2 separate regions of the Homo sapiens genome follow, and region 2 is linked to region 1. A link is an interaction called in ENCODE POLR2A ChIA-PET data of the cell type or tissue named here. Cell type or tissue: Caco-2. All regions are shown on one strand. Links, peaks and the distances in the headings refer to the core of each region. The heading gives the core; the rest is flanking DNA.

Region 1 (8,861 bases), core at 321-8,320:
TTGGTCTAACAAGGTTGAAAAAATGTTTGTAAATAATATCCTCAAATATGTTTTCAGAGTTGCATATTTTTTCTCCCTCTCTTTCAGGGACACCAATGAGTCATAAGTTTGAAATGGTCATTGCAAAATTATAACTGAGACAGTGAAAGAGATTTGACCTAACCGAATCCATCTTGCCTCTAACCTCCAAGCTGTCCTTGTTCATTTCTAGGCATAGGCCAAACTAACTTTGAGAGGAACTTAGTTTATAGTTCAGCTTTGAAACAAAGATGATAAAGCTCTTTCCCCAAACAAACCCCCTTCCTACCTGGGGAATAGACTGTCTTTGTAGGACTAACAAATAAGCCACATGATTAGAAATTATGGTTTAGGAGTCATGCAGCTGGAGGCTGCAAGATTCTAAACCTCCCCAAATTGCTCCTGGGGATAACACCACTATTATAAAACCTAAGATCAGTGCTTGAGATATTTTGCAGACCCTGTACTAGATGGATCAGCTGGCTCCACCTAGATCAATAAACTGGACCATCTGGTCTGACTCAGGAACTGACTCAGCACTAGAGGACAGCTTTACCTCCCTATGATTTCATCTCCAACCTGACCAATCAGAACTCCTGATTCACTGGCCCCACCCCCACCCACCAAATTATCCTTAAAAACTCCAATCCCCAAATTCTCAGGGAGACTGATTTGAGTAATAATAAAGCTCTGGTCTCCCGCACAGCCGGCTCTGCATGAATGACTCTTTATTGCAATTCCCTTGTCTTGATAAATCAGCTGTTTAGGCAGCAGACAAGGTGAAACTGTTGGGTGATTACAGGTTGGGTCTCTTCACATAATCTCATATTTCTTGGAGGTTTTGTTCATTTTTTTTTACTCTTTTTTCTTTATTTCTGTCTGACTGAGTTAAATTGAAGACCCAGTCTGAGTGCTGAGATTCTTTCCTCAGCTTGGTCTATTCTGCTATAAATACTTGTGATTGCATTATGAAATTCTTGTAGTGTGTTTCTCACCTCTATCAGATCAGTTCTTTCTTATAATGGCCATTTTGTCTTTCAGCTCCTGTATCATTTTATTGTAATCCTTACATTCCTTGGATTGAGTTTTGACTTTCCCCTGAATTTCAATGATCTTCATTCCTATCCATATTCTGAATTCTATGTCCGTCATTCTAGCCATTTCAACCTGGTTAAGAACCCTTGCTAGGGAACCAGTGCAGTCATTTGAAGGAAAAAAGACACTCTAGGCTTGAGTTTCCAGAGTTCTTGCACTGATTCTTTCTCATCTGTGTGAGCTGATGTTCCTTAACTGTAGTGTAATTTGAAAATATAATCAGCTGACTTCATTTCTGAATGTTTTCAGCATGCCAAAGTTTTGTGCAGGGTCTTTATTTTTAGCTGAATTCTTGTCCTTGGTTTCATGAGGGGTTGTATTAGCAAAGTATTTTTGGTGTTGAACTTTAGACTGCGATCGGGTAGATGGCGGTTAACGTAATGGCCAGTAGGTAGGCTCTTGCTCAGTCACATGGCTCTTCTGCATCTCCTCATGTTTGCAGCTGTGCTTTCTCTCAGTGCTCTTAGAGTGCGGGCTCCTCTTCCCCTCAAGTGCTGGCTGCAGATCTTGGCTTGGCACTCCTGGGCTGCACACTGCAGCCCTCGAGCCAGCTCAGGTTTTACGTTCCCTCCCCAGCTTGGAGGCAGCGGGGGAAGGGACCTTGGCAGTGGTGTGGCAGAGGGCCTTTCACTTGTGTCTTGGGGTTCCATCCCAAAGAAATGCAGAGCCACTACCAATTGGTGCAATCAGTCCGGGGTGGGGCAGCCATGTTGTGGGCCCAAGCCTGGAGGCCCTCCCTGGTGATGAGCAGGAGGGTGCAGGCGGCTCATAAGGGAGGTGGACTGGCTTCTCCTTAGGGCAGCTGTAGCTTGCTGGAGGTGTAGGTAAAGCAGTTAGAGTCTTTGTTCCTTCCTCAGTCCAAGGGCAGCAGGAGCAGTACCACTGCAGTGGCAGTACCACTGCAGTGGCAGTGGCAGAGGGGCTTTCAGTTGCCTCTGGGAGCTCCACTTCAGAGAAATGCAGAGCTGCTGCCAATGGGAATGTTCAGTCAGGGGGTGGGGTGTCTGTGCAGCTGGCCCAAGGTAGGGGGCAACTGGTGAAGAGCAGGCAGTTGGGGGTTCACAGGGAGCGCAGACTGGGATCCCCTCCATATGGTGACTTTGACATGCTGGTGCCACAAGTAAATCCCTCAGGCCCTTTGTTCCTTCCTCAGTCCTAGGGCAGCAAGGGCAGAACCACTGCAGTGGCAATGGGGCTGTCGGGGCTGTCGGTTGCCTCAGGGAGCTCCACCCCAGGGAAACACAGAGCCACTACCAGTGGAAATGCTCAGCTGGGGGTGAGGTAGCTGCTCTGTGGTCCCGAGCTGGGGGGCCCTGCCTGGTGAAGGGTGGGAGATAGGGGCTCACAGAGAAGAGAGACTGGGCTCCTCTCTGTATGGTGGCTGCAGCATGCTGGAGGTTCCAGCGAGGCAACCAGGTCCTTTGTTTCTTCCCCAGCCTGAGGGCAATAAGGGCAATACCACTGCAGCTTCAGTGACCGAGGGACTGTGGATCATGTCTGGGATTTCCTCCCCAGAGAAACGCAGAGCTGCCACCAACGGAAGTGTTCAAGCAGGGGCAGGGTGGCTGTGCTGGGGTCCCAAGTCAAGAGATCCTGCGCAGTGAGGAGTAGCAGGGGCAGGGACCCGCATGGAAAACTGTCTGGCTCCTTTTCCGTAAGGCAGCTGCACTGTGCTGGAGCCCCGCGTGAGTCCCTAATCACTGCACTCCTCAGCCTGAGGGCAACAGGAGCAAGGGCTGTGGAGTAGCGAAAATGGCGACCCACCTGCTACTTCTGGGAGCTCCATCTCAGGGAAGTGCAGAACTGTTACCAGCCCAATGGTCCAAGCAAGGGGTGGCTGGGATTCCAGGTCAAGAGGCCCTGCCCAGTGAGAAGGCGCTGGGCTGGGGACCCATGTGGAAAACAATCTGGCCGCTTTACTGTAAGGCAGCTGTGCTGTACTGGGGGTCCCTGTGAGTGCGTAATCACGGTGCTCCCTCCAGAGCCTGAGGGCAACAGGAGGGACTGCTGTGGAGCAGCGAAAATGGCGGCCTGCCTGCTACCTCTGGGAGCTCCGTCCCAGGGAAGCGCAGAGCAGCTAGTGGCCTGAGAGATCAGCTGGCGCTGGGTGGCTACGCTAAGGTCCCAGGCCAGTGGACCTTGTCTGAGGAGGTGCAGTGCAGGTGAGCCCTGCAGTTTGTCCACTGCACAGCCCCGTGGGTGTGGTCTCTATCTTGGTGGTGTGGGAAGGAGCCTGACCTTCCCTGTTGCCGGAACTGCAGCCGCTGGTGTTGGGTTGCCCTGGGATCCAAGGCCACCAGCACTCTGCATGTGCCTGAGTGGCGGCTCCACCCAGACTCCACCTAGCTCTCCCTGTCAGTCTGCAGGCCCCGGTTGGGAGAGGTCATGGGTGTTCTCCTGAGCCCAGTGTTGCAAAAGTCCCCTGGCAGAAGTGTGGGTCCCCAGGCACTCTGACTCACTCACCATTTCCCCATGTTGGGGGCCTCTCCTGGCTCCGTACCACTCCTGGTGGGAGGCTCTCCTGTCTTACTCGTCTTTGTTCTCCGTGGGTTGTGTTGTTTCCTCGCTGAATCCCAGAGTGTCCACCTGGATGATCTAGTTAAAGAGCTAAATTAGCCAGGCGTGGTGGCGGGCGCCTGTAGTCCCAGCTACTCCGGAGGCCGAGGCAGGAGAGTGGCGTGAACCCGGGAGGCGGAGCTTGCAGTGAGCCGAGATTGCGCCACTGCACTCCAGTCTAGGCGACAGAGCGAGACTCCGTCTCAAAAACAAACAACAAAAAAAAAAGAGGTAGTGTCTACTTACCACTTTCTTCTGTTTGTGAGAGTGGCGCACACTAGCTGTTTCTAGTCAGCCTTTTTTTTTTTTTTTTTTTTTGACACGGTCTCGCTCTGTCGCAGAAGCTGGAGTGCAGTGGCGAGATCTCGAGTTACTGCAGCCTCAACCTCCCGAGCTCAAGTGATCCTCCCGCCTCAGCCTCGGGAGTAGCTAGGACGGCAGGCACGCAACACCAGGCCTGGCTTTTTTTTTTTTAATTTCTTGTAGAGATGGCGTTTCCTTTTGTTGCCCAGGCTACTCTCGAACTCCTGGGATCAAGCACTTGTCCCGTCGGTCCTCCTAAAGTGCTGCTGGGATTGGCACGAGCCACCGCCCCTGGCCTAGTCAGCCATCTTAAGTAGAGGGATCCACAATATATTTTCCATTTTCTAATCTTAATCACACCAAACACACACACAGCCCACAGCTGACTCAGAGGCCTTTAGGAAGAACATGGACATAAAGATTAAATAATTTAGGCAGGAAAGAACATTCTCAAGACACCAACTATATGTTAAAATGAATAGAAAGTTATTTGGATTAAGCCAGAGCATTCTCTCCTATAGCTAGCAGTAATAATAATAAGTAGAAATTTTTAGATGCATTATGACATCTAATCCTGACTAAAATCCTGTGAAGTAGGACTGTTATCCCCATTTTAGAAATGACGAAGCCAAAGCTTGAAGAGGTTAAGTAATTTCCCAAGGTCTTGGAGGTCCTGTAGCTGATAAATGAGAATGCAAGCATTTGGATCTAATCAGTCAGGCTCCAGTAGCTTCCTCTTCACTACTAGGCTGCACTGCCTAGGTTTAGGCTTAACATACACAAGTAAACAACATACATGAAAGTGATTTGCAAATCAGTTTCCCAGAACTTCAAAAAAGTTTCATTCTACATACAGAATTTGGAAATTTCCTTATTTTATAGTATGTCATAAAATTTCTGACCTAAAACAGTAGAATAATTTCGACTCACAATTCTCAAGCGGCCTTTTCTATTGATGTGCTGCATTTTATTTCAATTGCTAATTTTTATAACTAATTAATATGACTGCTCCCAGCTTAAGAACTAAAGCTCTGCACTTATTTTAACATTTTTCAAGAACTTGGATTTTTTTCTTTACAAGATTGCTTTTTTTTAACTAAACATTTAGCATCTGTATCTTTTGGTCATCATTCATAACTTGTTGTATTTCTCATAATTTATTAGTGGAAATCATGCTTAGTTTCAGAACAACTCATGCAGATTGGAAATGGGTTTACTTTCTGTTAAGAGTAAATGAAAGATTTTGATAGTGACCACTTATTTTATCAATGGGAAATTAACTATCACTCTAGGTGAGCCCTTTGAAATGGAATATGAATTTTTTTAACGGACAAAATAGGAAATGACTTCTTTGTCAAATACTTATCTTGTACTTTTAAGCTGATCAGAATCCTCCAAATTATGAATCACTGTCAAAATTTTTAAGTTCACTTTCAAAATAATTTAATTTAATTCAATGGAATTTATTAGATGACTATAATGTGACTAACTAGTAAATAGCAGTCCCAAACAAATATCTACATTATGTACAAGCAGAAATAAGAGAGTTACTTATTGATTAAATGTTAAAGATCAGCCAGTTTTTAGCTCTTCCTTTCCAGGTTGGCTATGGGTCCCGACTAGTTAATTTTTTACTAGTTTTCCAAATAAGATAAAATGAAAACTTGACTTAAAGAAAAAGAAGTAAACTAGGCATGCCAATTAGCAAAGTACTTGTGATGAACAGGACCTCATATTAGATGCTGATAAAATATACCTAAAAATTCAAAAATAGGTCCCAAATAATTTTACCACACTGTTTGAGTGTTGTCAATTTTACTCTGCATTTTTTATTGCCTTAAAATTGTATATAGCTGAAGTATACAACTTGATATTTTTATATACATTATGAAACAATCACCATAATCAAGCTAATTAACATATCCATTCCCTCATATAGTTACTTTGGTGTGTGTGTTGGGAGTGAGGGGCTGAAAAACATCTACTGTCTTGGAAGTTCAGGTGTATAATACAGTATTTTTAACTATAGTCACATTGCTGTGCATTAGATCTCCAGTACTTATTCATCTTGCAAAACTAAAACTTTATAACCTTCAATCAACATCTCTCCATTTCTCCCTCCCCCGATCCCCTGGCAACCACCATTCTACTCTGCTTCTGTGAGTTTGACTATTTTAGATATCAGATATAAATGAAACCATGCAGTATTTGCCTTTCTGTGTCCAGATTATTTCACTTAGCATAATGTCCTCCAGGTTACTCCATATTATTGTAAATGGCAGCTTTTCTTCTTTTCTAAGGCTCAAGAATATTCCATTGTATATAATATAGACCACATTTTATTTATCCATTCATCTCTCAGCGACATTTAAGTTGTTTCCATTTCTCTGCTATTGCGAATAATGCTGCAAAGAATATGGGAGTGCAAATATCTCTTCAAGATACTGATTTCAGTTCCTTTGGATTTATACCCAGAAGTGAAATGGCTGGATCATATGGTAATTCTATCTTTAATTTTTTTAAGGACCCTCCATACTATTTTTCATAATGGCTATGCCAATTTACATTCTCACCAATGGTGTACAAGGGCTCCCTTTTCTCCACGTCCTTGCCAACACTTGTTATACTTTGTCTTTTTGATAGTAGCCCCTCTAACAGGTGTGGGGTGTTACCATATGGTTTTGATTTGCATTTCCCTGATGACTAGTGATGTTGAGCATCTTTTTACATAGCCATTGGCCATTTTATTGTCTTCTCTTTGAGAAACATCTGTTCAAGTCCTTCCCATTTTTTAAATCAGGATGTTTGTTTTCTTGCTATTGATTTGTAAGAGTTATTCTTTATATATTTTGGAAATTAACCAGTTATCAGATATATAGTTTGCAAATATTTTCTCCTATGCTCTAGATTGTCTTTTCACTCTATTGGTTTTTTTCTTTGCTGTGAAGAAACTTTTAGTTTGATGCAATCCTACTTGTCTATTTTTACTTCTGTTGCTTGTGCTTTTGGTGTAATATCCAAAAAATCATTGCCCAGACCAATGTCAAGAAGCTTTTTCACTATGTTTCCTTGCAGTAGTTCTGTGGTTTCAGGTCTTACACTTAACTCACTAATCCATTTTCAGTTCATTTTGTATATGATATGAGATAAGGGTCCAATTTCATTCTTCTACCTGTGGATATCCAATTTTCCCAACACTGTTTATTAAAGATGTGATCCTTTCCCTATTGTGTGTTCTCGGCACCATTATTGAAGATCAGTTGACTATAATGTGTAGATTTAGTTCTGGTCCCTCCATTCTATTTCACTGGTCTATGTCTGTTTTTATGCCAGTACTATGCTGTTTGGATTACTATCAGTTTATAATATATTTTGAAATCAGGAAGTGTGATGCCTTCAGCTTTGTTCTTTTTGTTCAAGATTCCTATTGTTTTTCAGGGTTTTTGTAGTTCCATATAAGTTTTAAGATTTTTTTCTATTTCTGTGAAGATTTTAATTGGGATTGCATTGACTCTATAGATCACTTTAGATAGTATGCACATTTTAATAATATTAGTTATTCCAATCCATAAACACAGGATGTCTTTTCATTTATCTGTGTTTTATTTCACTTCCTTCATTAGTTTTATAATTTTCAGTCTAAAAGTGTTTCACTTCTTTTTTTAGTTTATTCCTGTGTATTTCATTCTTTTGCTGCTACTGTGAATAGAATTGATTTTTCAGTTAATTTTGTATGCAATTCGTGGTTTGTGTATAGAAATAGAACTGAGTTTTGTATGTTGACTTTGTAACTTGCAACTTTACAGAATTCTTTTATAGTTCAAATAGTTTTCTAAGTCCTTAGAATTGTCTACAGATAGAGATGATTTTACTTTTTCCTTTCCAATTTGGATGCTTTTTATTTTTTTCTTGTCTAATTGTTCTGGTTTGAACTTCCAGTACTATGGTGACTAGAAGTGGCAAGAGTGTACTCTGTGCTATTTTGATCACCTTTTTATGGTGAGAGATATACTGAAGTAAATTTCACTAAATCATTATAATTTTTTTTTAATTATATTATCATTATACTTTAAGTTTTAGGGTACATGTGCACAACTTGCAGGTTTGTTACATATGTATACATGTGCCATGTTGGTGTGCTGCACCCATTAACTTGTCATTTAGCATCACGTATATCTCCTAATGCTATCCCTCCCCCTTCCCCCACCCCACAACAGGCCCCGGTGTGTGATGTTCCCCTTCCTGTGTCCATGTGTTCTCATTGTTCGATTCCCACCGATGAGTGAGAACATGCGGTGTTTGGTTTTTTGTCCTTGAGATAGTTTGCTGAGAATGATGGTTTCCAGCTTCATCCACGTCCCTACAAAGGACATGAACTCATCCTTTTTTATGGCTGCATAGTATTCCACGGTGTGTATGTGCCACATTTTCTTAATCCAGTCTATCATTGTTGGACATTTGGGTTGGTTCCAAGTCTCTGCTATTGTGAATAGTGCCGCAATAAACATAGGTGTGCATGTGTCTTTATAGCAGCATGATTTATCATCCTTTGGGTATATACCCAGTAATGGGATGGCTGGATCAAATGGTATTTCTAGTTCTAGATCCCTGAGGAATCGCCACACTGTCTTCCACAATGGTTGAACAAGTTTACAGTCCCACCAACAGTGTAAAAGTGTTCCTATTTCTCCACATCCTCTCCAGCACCTGTTGTTTCCTGACTTTTTAATGATTGCCATTCTAACTGGTGTGAGATGGTATCTCATAGTGGTTTTGATTTGCATATCTCTGATGGCCAGTGATGGTGAGCATTTTTTCATGTGTTTTTTGGCTGCATAAATATCTTCTTTTGAGAAGTGTCTGTTCATGTCCTTCACCCACTCTTTGAT
Region 2 (8,861 bases), core at 324-8,323, 65 kb after region 1:
AAAAAAGGAAAGAAGGAAGGAATTAAAGAAAAAGAAAGAAAATAAATTCTACTTTATTTTGGGCTTAAATCTTTCCTGTTACATTTTTTTTTCTTTTCACACTGTGGAAGATGTGTGTGTGTGTGTAAATCTTTAGTACCTCAATGTATTGTAAGTTTTAGAGTATGAAGGGAGGCTGGGCATGGTGGCTTATGCCTGTAATCCCTGCACTTTGGGAGGCTGAGGCAGGCAGGTTGCTTGACCCCAGGAGTTTAAGACCAGCCTGGGCAACATGGCGTAACCCTATTCTACAAAAAATATATAAAAATTAGCCAGGCGTAGTGCTGCATGCCTGTAGTCCAAGCTACTCAGGGGGTGAGGCAGGTGGATCAATTGAACCCAGGAGGTCAAGGCGGTAGTGAACTGTGATCATGCTACTGCACTCCAGCCTGGGTGACAGAGTGAGAAGAAAGGAAGAAAGGAAGAAAGGGTGAAAGGGAGAGAGAGAGAGAGACAGAGACAGAGAGAGAGACAGAGAAAGGAAGGAAGGAAGGGGAGAGAGAGAGAGAGAGAAAGAGAAAGAAAGAAAAGAAAGAAAGAGAGAGAGAGAAAGAAAGAAAGAAAGAAAGAAAGAAAGAAAGAAAGAAAGAAGAAAGAGAGAAAGGAAATCTGAATATAAACTCTACATCAAGTTAGCGATCCTGATCTTAAGCCTAGCATAGACAGTATGATACTCTATAACTCATTGAGGACCGAGGCAAGAGGATCTCTGAGGCCAGGCATTTATGGGAGGCTCCTTGTGTCATATCAGGGAAGAGAAGCCCTGAATAACCAAGAAACAAAGAAAAAAAAGAGACCTGAATCACTTGCTGTTGGGTTTTTGTTTGTTTGTTTGTTTAATAATTGTAGCAGATGAAAAAGTAGTGGAAAGATCCTAACAGGCAAAGTGCTACCCATTTGCATCTTGTACAGCATTGTTTAAACTCTGAAAACAGGGGGAATTGATTCCTCTGCCCAGATTTCCCCTGATAGTGGCAGTTTAAAAACAAAACAAAACTGGACTTGACTCTCACAAAATATTTTCCTTAAAAGCCTTGCAAAAGATCCTAATGGTTTTCAAAGGCCAGGCCTCAAAAGCAAAATGATTTTGCAAAAGCCAACTCTGGTTTTGTTGAAACTACCATGGCCAAATGAAAACTTCACCCATCTTTCATGAGTTAAAGCAGCAGCAGAGCAGCATACCAAGCAAATGGCAAGGCTACGGTCAATGTAACTTACATTGAGAAAATAATGACAGTTCAGATTTGAAGGAGCTCAGAGTCAAGCTTTATCCCCAAACAGAGACTCATTAAGCACATAGTGTACTAACCACAGCATACCCTACAGGGATAAATTCAGAACTCTTGGCATATGAGATGTTAGGGCTGGAGCAACTCTGAACTTCTTTTACAAAGGCATGAAAAACATGAGAAGCATGCCTCTGAACCTGAGCCAACACATAAGACTGCCATGCCCTCCTGTTTGGGCAAGAAATTGAAAAACACTTAACCTTCGGATGGTTATCTGTCCTCATTATGTTATTCCAATCCGTAAAATTCTGAAGATGGAAAACTAAAGCTAAAATTTGAGTAACTGGGAATAGGGTGAGGAAGACCCTATATCTAAACTCAACTTCACATTGCCAATTACTATCACTAATATTACTACTCTTACCTCTTCTAGCAGTAGACTTCAGTGGGTACTACAGGTTTATTTGCCAAAAAATTGCATAGATATGTTTTGGAAAAAAATACTGTGTTTGAGGAGCAAATGATATGAGGCAACAATGCTTGTTGGAAAAAACACAATGAAAAGAAAAAGGAAACAGCAATCCAAGGAAATTGAAAAACTAGGATAAACAAAGTGAGTGATGAAATCACATAGTGAGGAAATCCATAAAGCAAGATTAGGACATGCACACAGAGAAATAAATATAAAATGGAGAAGGGAAAAAGCAAAGAGCAGACATAAGAAAAATTTTTAAATGACAAAGGAAGAGAAAAGGGCATAGGAAGACAGGGTTAGAGGAAGTGAGGGACTAAGCACTTGTAGGACAAGAAGAACACACTTGCAAACATTTCAAAAGGCACCCAGGTAATGGGACAAAATGATCTTGGAAAATGTTTGTCTTTGAGATGTTTTACATTTGCATTATTTGGTCCTGTATAAATTGCAGCAAATAAGGTATTTTTAATTGTGTTCAAGTACTAGACAATGTAAGTCAGACTTTTTAAACTATCAATGTATAATTATGCCTCAGAACTTTTTCCCCAATAAGCATATAAGCAGTTGAAGTCAATATAAAGTTACTATGATGGAAAAATACAATGAGTATTAAGGAGTCCTGTGGGGGTAATTGTGCATGAAAGAACACAAAAACACCTAACCTTTCCCCTTGGAGAAATATTAGGAATTTCAAATAGAGGAGAACACAGTCTAAGTGTCAAGCAAGCTTAATATCTTGCCCTTATGCGTAATAGAAGCAAAATTAGACTCATACTTAACTGGTCCATTTCTCAAAGAGTAATTATTTCATCATACCATTCTAAAGCCATCTTAATATAGAAATTTTTAACACAGAAACTCAAAGACTGTAGCCAGTAAGCCAGCCACAATGGCACACATATGTAGTCCCAGCTACTCAGAGTATTGCTTGTGCCCAGGAGTTCGAGACTCGCCTGGGCAATGCAGTGAGACACTGTCTCTTAAATAAATAAATAAATAAATAAATAAATAAATAAATAAATAAAGCCTGCAGCCAGTAATGTGAACAGATAAAAAAAATTACAACTTCTAATAATATCTTCCCAAATTTTGAAGCCAGCTTTTCTTTTCTTATTTAACATCTAAAATGTTGTGGTATGCAGAATTTTGGCATGCATTTTAATCTTTGCCCCTGGGATTACTTCTATGGTTATGGTTCATTACATGGTAAAAGGATGTTAATGATCTAATGAAGGTTTCTAATCGCCTGACCCTAAAATAGAGAAATTATTCTGGATTATCCAAGGGGACCCCAAATAATCACATTTACCCTTAAAAGCAGGAGAGGAAGTCAGAGAGATGCAATAGAAAAGGGAGTCAAAGGAATTGAAAGTATGAGAAAGATGTAATGTGCTGTTGTGGGCTCGAAGGTGAAGGGGGCCATGTAGGAGGCATGAGTATAGGAACTGAATTCTGACAACAACCTGAATAAGTTTGTGCTTTAAAATGTAAGTCCTATTATTATTCAGGTATGGTGGGCCAAAAGATCAGAAGACAGTTGTCATTAAAAAGACAGTTTGTTACAGCTGCCAAAAGGAGGGGGCACGCCACACCACACAGGGAAGCACCAGGGTTGGTCAGGACACAAGAATCCTAATTGTGGTTTCCATAGGAAGAAATGGGTGAGGCAGAGTATGAAGGTTTAGAACTGGCTAGTTAGAAAAATTACATTGGGTTCTGGAGAATAGAGGTTTTCCCCACGTGCCTGGTACCTGGGCCCTGGGATAATTGTGCAAGTGGAAAGAGGTCCTGAGTGTGAGTCTGATAAATGAGGTGGTTAGGGTATGGGCTCTGAGTTTGCTAATCTGCATATGAAAGGTACACTCAAAGGCAAGTCATTTACTATCTCTAGGAATTGGCTAGCCCTAGAAGGTACAGGCACGGGAGCGCCAGTAAAGTCCCAGTTGTCAAAGCATCAAAAATACAGAAATAAAAAGGCATGATTAATACCTTGGATACAGCTTGGATACAGATTCTTCCCAATAGCCGCCAAAAAGGAATGCAGCCCTACCAACACCTTGATTTTGGCTTTGTGAGATTCTGAGCAAAGAATCCATGCCACGCCATGCCATGCCAGACTTCTGTTCTACAGATCTGTGAGAAAACAAATGGATATTGTTTTAAGCTGTTAAATTGGTGGCAATTTGTTATGGCAGCAAGAGAAAACTAACACATATGCCAAATCTTCTTTGGGGTATGCTTCTAATTAATTCTCTGGGCATAATATATCCTGCAGTACTTTCTGCCCTTTCACAATTACAATCATACAGAAAAAGGCTAATTAGACAAGCTATGTTTGATGACTATTTTTGAAAGGCTTCCATCAAGTTAAATATCATATGAAAATTCTAATGCTATTCACCATTAGAGTATGGAGAAAAATTAAATCAAGATGTACTTTGAGTTTGTGAAGCTCAAATTATTAAAACTTTAAGCATTTGAAGATTGTGTGAGATATAACAAAGACTGATAATGCAGCACATGTGATCCATTCCTATTAGGCAAAAAGCTAACTGTATTAATATATATATTCAGCCACAACTTCAGATCGAGATAATGTCATAAATTCATGTTTTGGGCCACTCCCCACCCCAAATAAGTTTATAGCAATGAAAGATAAAATAGAAATTTGAAAAAAAATTGTAGCCAAGCTTACAAAAAGACAAACATTTCTGTGGGTCAGAAACCAAATATTCATTCATTCATTTACTTAACAAGTTTTTATTTAGCAACAATGTGATAGACATTGTTCTATACAAAGGATTTTGAGCTGAACAGAATAAAGTTCCTGCTCTTATGAAATTTAGGATCTAACAGAAGAGAATTGTAACAGAAACACAAAGCAATACATTGGTGGATGCAGTAGGCAAAGGCAGACAGGAATTTACATCCTTAAGGGAAATCAAGACTGTAAGCATCCTATGTGAGGTAGAAGACCAAATCCAGTCACACTGCTTGAAATAAGAGACAAGAGTGGATCCCAGCACTTTAGGAGGCCAAGGTGGGCGGATCGCCTGAGGTCAGGAGTTTCAGACCAGCCTGGACAACATGGTGAAACCCCGTCTCTACTAAAAATACAAAAATTAGCCAGGTGTGGTGGCACAAGCCTGTAATCCCAGCTACTCAGGAGGCTGAGGCAAGAGAATCACCTGAACCCAGGAAGAGGAGGTTGCAGTGAGCCACAATCACACTACTGCACTCCAACCTGCATGACAGAGCGAGATTCTATCCAAAAAAAAAAAGAGAGAGAGAGAGAGAGAATGGAAAGGAAGTTGGAAAAAGCTATATTTCTGTACCTTCCTCTTAATGTTGCAGTGAACCTGAAACTTTTCCAATAAAATTGCCTTTTTAAAAAATTATTGGCCGGGCGCAGTGGCTCATGCCTGTAATCCCAGCACTTTGGGAGGCTGAGCCTGGTGGATCACAAGGTCAGGAGTTTGAGACCAGCCTGGCCAATATGGTGAAACTCCATCTCTACTAAAAATACAAAAATTAGCCAGGCATGGTGGCATGTGCCTGTAGTTCCAGCTACTCAGGAGGCTAAGGCAGAAGAATGGCTCGAACCCGGGAGGCAGAGGTTGCAATGAGCTAAGATCGGGCCACTGCACTACAGCCTGGGCGACAGAGCAAGACTCCATTTCAAAAAAAAAAAAAAAAGAAAAAAAAAGTTATTGATTTAGTTTGAGTCTGCATCCACATCAAATTTCATGGTGAATTGTAATCCCTAGTGTTGGAGGTGGGGCCTGGTGAGAACTGATTAGATCACGGGGGTAGTTTCTCATGAATGATTCAGTACCATCCCCTTTGGTACTGTCCTCATGATGGTGAGTGAGTTCTCATGAGATCTGCTTGTTTATAAGTGTGTGACACCTCCCCCCACCTCCTCTCTCTCTCATGTTCCTGTTCCTGCCATGTGAGATGCACCTGCTCCCACTTTGTCTTCCACCATGAGTAAAAGCTCCCTGAGGGCTCCCAGAAGCAGATGCTGCCATGCTTCCTACACAGCCTGGAGAACCGTGAGCCAATTAAACCTTCTTTCTTTATAAATTCCCCAGTCTCAGGTATTTCTTTATAGCAATGTTAAGAACAAACTGATACAGTTAGAAATCCTGGAAATTAAAAATTAGAGTTTAAGTTTTCAAAAACCTTAATAATTGAGATAATGGAATCCAGAATTGATATATTGAAAGAGTACTAGGAATTTACCCAGAACCCATTATGGTGGAATAAAGAGGTGCAAACACATTATAAAAAATATGGAAGATCCATTGGGCATCTCCAACATATATATAATGGGAGCACCAATAAATAGCATTGAGGAAATGGCATAAACTTTTCCAAAATAGAAGAAATACAGTAGCCTTCAGATTAAAAACAACCACCAAGTGCTACACAGAATAAGTGGGCCAAATTTATGCTAAAGTAAAAAATCTATTCTTAAAATACATATTTATATTTAAAATCTCTAGAAGTCTAAATATAAGAACTTATACACGGATTTCCATGTTCCTTAGCAGCTCCAAAACTCAATGGAAGACACACATAAGTAAATTTTGAATTTCCAGTTAAAACTGGTTTGGAAATTGTATCTAACAATGTTAAATTTATCTTGTCTTCCTAGTAATAAATTGCCTATCCATTTCAATGATTCTGTGGAGTAATGATGTTGAAGTTACTCAAAAAGTTAAAATGGAGGAAAAAATAAAGTCAGCCATAGGGGAAATGAAATACTATTAATAAATTACCTGTATTATCTGGAAGAAGGGCAAAGTTTCTATTAACTTTAGATTTTGATAAGTAAATTAGGCATGTTAGAATGTATAGTGTAATTACTAATAGAATAAAACTGGAGTATATAACTACAAAGCTAATAATTTTAAAAAATATTGCCAGTCAATCTGGAAAAAAAGCAAACAAAGAAAAAAATGTAGACCAGGTATGTCAAACAGAAATAAATAAAATAAAATAACATAATTAAATAAAAATATATCAATGGTTACCTTCAATGTAAATAGACTAGATGTTCCAGTGTTAGAAACAAAGATTTTTAACCTGGATTTTAAAAGGACATTGAGAAATTGAAAGTTAAAAGATGCAAAAATCATAAACCATGCAAATAATAACCATAAAAAAGCTGTGTGCACTTATGTTAATATCACACAAAATCAACTTTAAGGGAAAAAAGTGTCTGGCACTGTGGCTCATGCCTGCAATCTCAGCACTTTGGGAGGCCGAGGCACGTGGATCACCTGAGGTCAAGAGTTCAAGACCAGCCTGGTCAACATGGCAAAACCCCCTCTCTACTAAAAATACAAAACATTAGCTGGGTGTAGTGGTGGGTGCCTGTAATCCCAGCTACTTGGGAGGCTAAGGCAGGAGAATTGCTTGAACCCAAAAGGCAGAGGTTACAGTGAGCAGAGATCACGCCATTGCATTCCAGCCTGGGTGACGAGGGCAAAACTCCATCTTAAAATAAATAAATAAATAAATAAATGTATTCTAAATAAAGAGGCTTCCTAATGATAAAATTTCAATTCACCAAGAAGACAAAATTTTAAATTTGTACATACCTAACATGGCCTCAAAATATGTGAAGCAAAAACTGATCTACAAGGATAAATAAAGGAATTCACAATCATACTAGGAGATTTAGCATACCTCTCTCAGTAAATGATAGAACATTTACTATCAATATTAAGACATTTAACATTGGCTGGGCATGGTGGCTCACACCTATAATCCCAGCACTTTGGGAGGCCAAGGCAGGTGGGTCACTTAAGGTCAGAAGTTCAAGACCAGCCTGGCTAACATGGTGAAACCCCATCTCCACTAAAAATACAAAAATTAGCCAGGCATGGTGGCGCATGTCTGTAGTCCCAGCTACTCAGGAGACTGAGGCAGGAGAATTGCTTGAACCTGGGAGGCGGAGGTTGCAGTGAGCTGAGATCACCACACTGCATTCCATCCTGGGTGACAGAGCAAGACTCCATCTCAAAACAACAAAAAAAGACATTTAACATTAACATTAAAAAGATGACATTTCTTCCCCAATTTATGTAAAACAAACATAGAAAAATAAGGACAAATGATTTGAACAACACAATTAACAAACTGACTTACTAGATGTACCAGACATACACGGAACACTGAATCCAACTGTGGAATGTACACAAGAAATATTTACAAAAATTGCCCATATACTGGACCATAAAGCAAATCTTAACAAATTTCAAAGGACTAAAATCATACAAAGAATGTTGTTCTATGCCCACTATACATTTTGGAAAGATAACTACAAAATTTGCCATTTTTTGAGAAATTATGAAAGGGGCCAAAGAAAACAAATAATGAGAGAAATTAGAAAATAATTTAAATTGAATGATAATGTACAAACTTGAATACCAGAACTTTAAGATACAACTAAAACAATACTTAGAGGGAAACATATAACTTAAACTGAATATGTCAGGAAATTATAAGGACTAAAAATTAGTAAGCTAAGCATTTGTCTCTAGAAATTAGAAAAAGAAAAAGAAAATTGAAGAAAGTAGAAGGAAATAAATAATGAGAGAGTAGATAGATATTAAATAAAAAAAATGGAAAAAAGCCAATAAAGTCAAAAGGTCTTTCTTTGAGAAAAACTAACAAAATTGACAAACCTTTGGTGAAACTGATCAGGAAAAAATAAAGAAGGAATGAATAACAAATATCAGAGGTAAAAAAGGGAACCACTATTGATGCTACACACATTAAACAAATAATAAGAGCAAATTATTGACAGATTTTGTCAATAAATTTTAAAATTTGGATGAAATTTTATAAAAACCTAGAGGAATATCATATATAAAACTGATATCAGAAGAAATAGAAAATATTGAATCCTACAAACATTATAGAAATTAAATCAGTAGTCAAAGTGTGCCCACAAAGAAAACTCCAAGTCCAGATGATTTTACTGGTGAGTTTTAACAAACGCCCAAAGAATTAATAATCCCCATTATATACAACCTCTTCCAGAGAATAGAAAAATAGAAAATACTGTCCAACTCATCTCTTATGGCTAGCATAATTGTGATACC

What was found. ChIA-PET counts read pairs that join two places held together with the same protein. Peaks named below come from ENCODE experiments on the same cell type or tissue, not always from the same donor. Only the 100,000 strongest peaks of a DNase experiment are listed, where the experiment ranks them.
Region 2: POLR2A ChIA-PET joins it to region 1 with 18 read pairs; 3 of 35 experiments call an interaction of 5 or more read pairs at or near these places.

The regions. Positions count from the first base shown.
Region 1 is chr2:55,819,308-55,828,168 of GRCh38, reverse strand. LOC112268416 (a long non-coding RNA gene) reads right to left here and starts at 4,011. Exons shown (of 4, transcript XR_002959388.2): 1 at 3,916-4,011; 2 at 3,577-3,708. In Caco-2, for the core only: no CTCF peak of the experiment used is centred there; no DNase peak of the experiment used is centred there.
Region 2 is chr2:55,754,211-55,763,071 of GRCh38, reverse strand. It overlaps LOC107985811 (a long non-coding RNA gene), which reads right to left and starts at 3,871. Exons shown (of 3, transcript XR_001739192.2): 1 at 3,733-3,871. In Caco-2, for the core only: no CTCF peak of the experiment used is centred there; no DNase peak of the experiment used is centred there.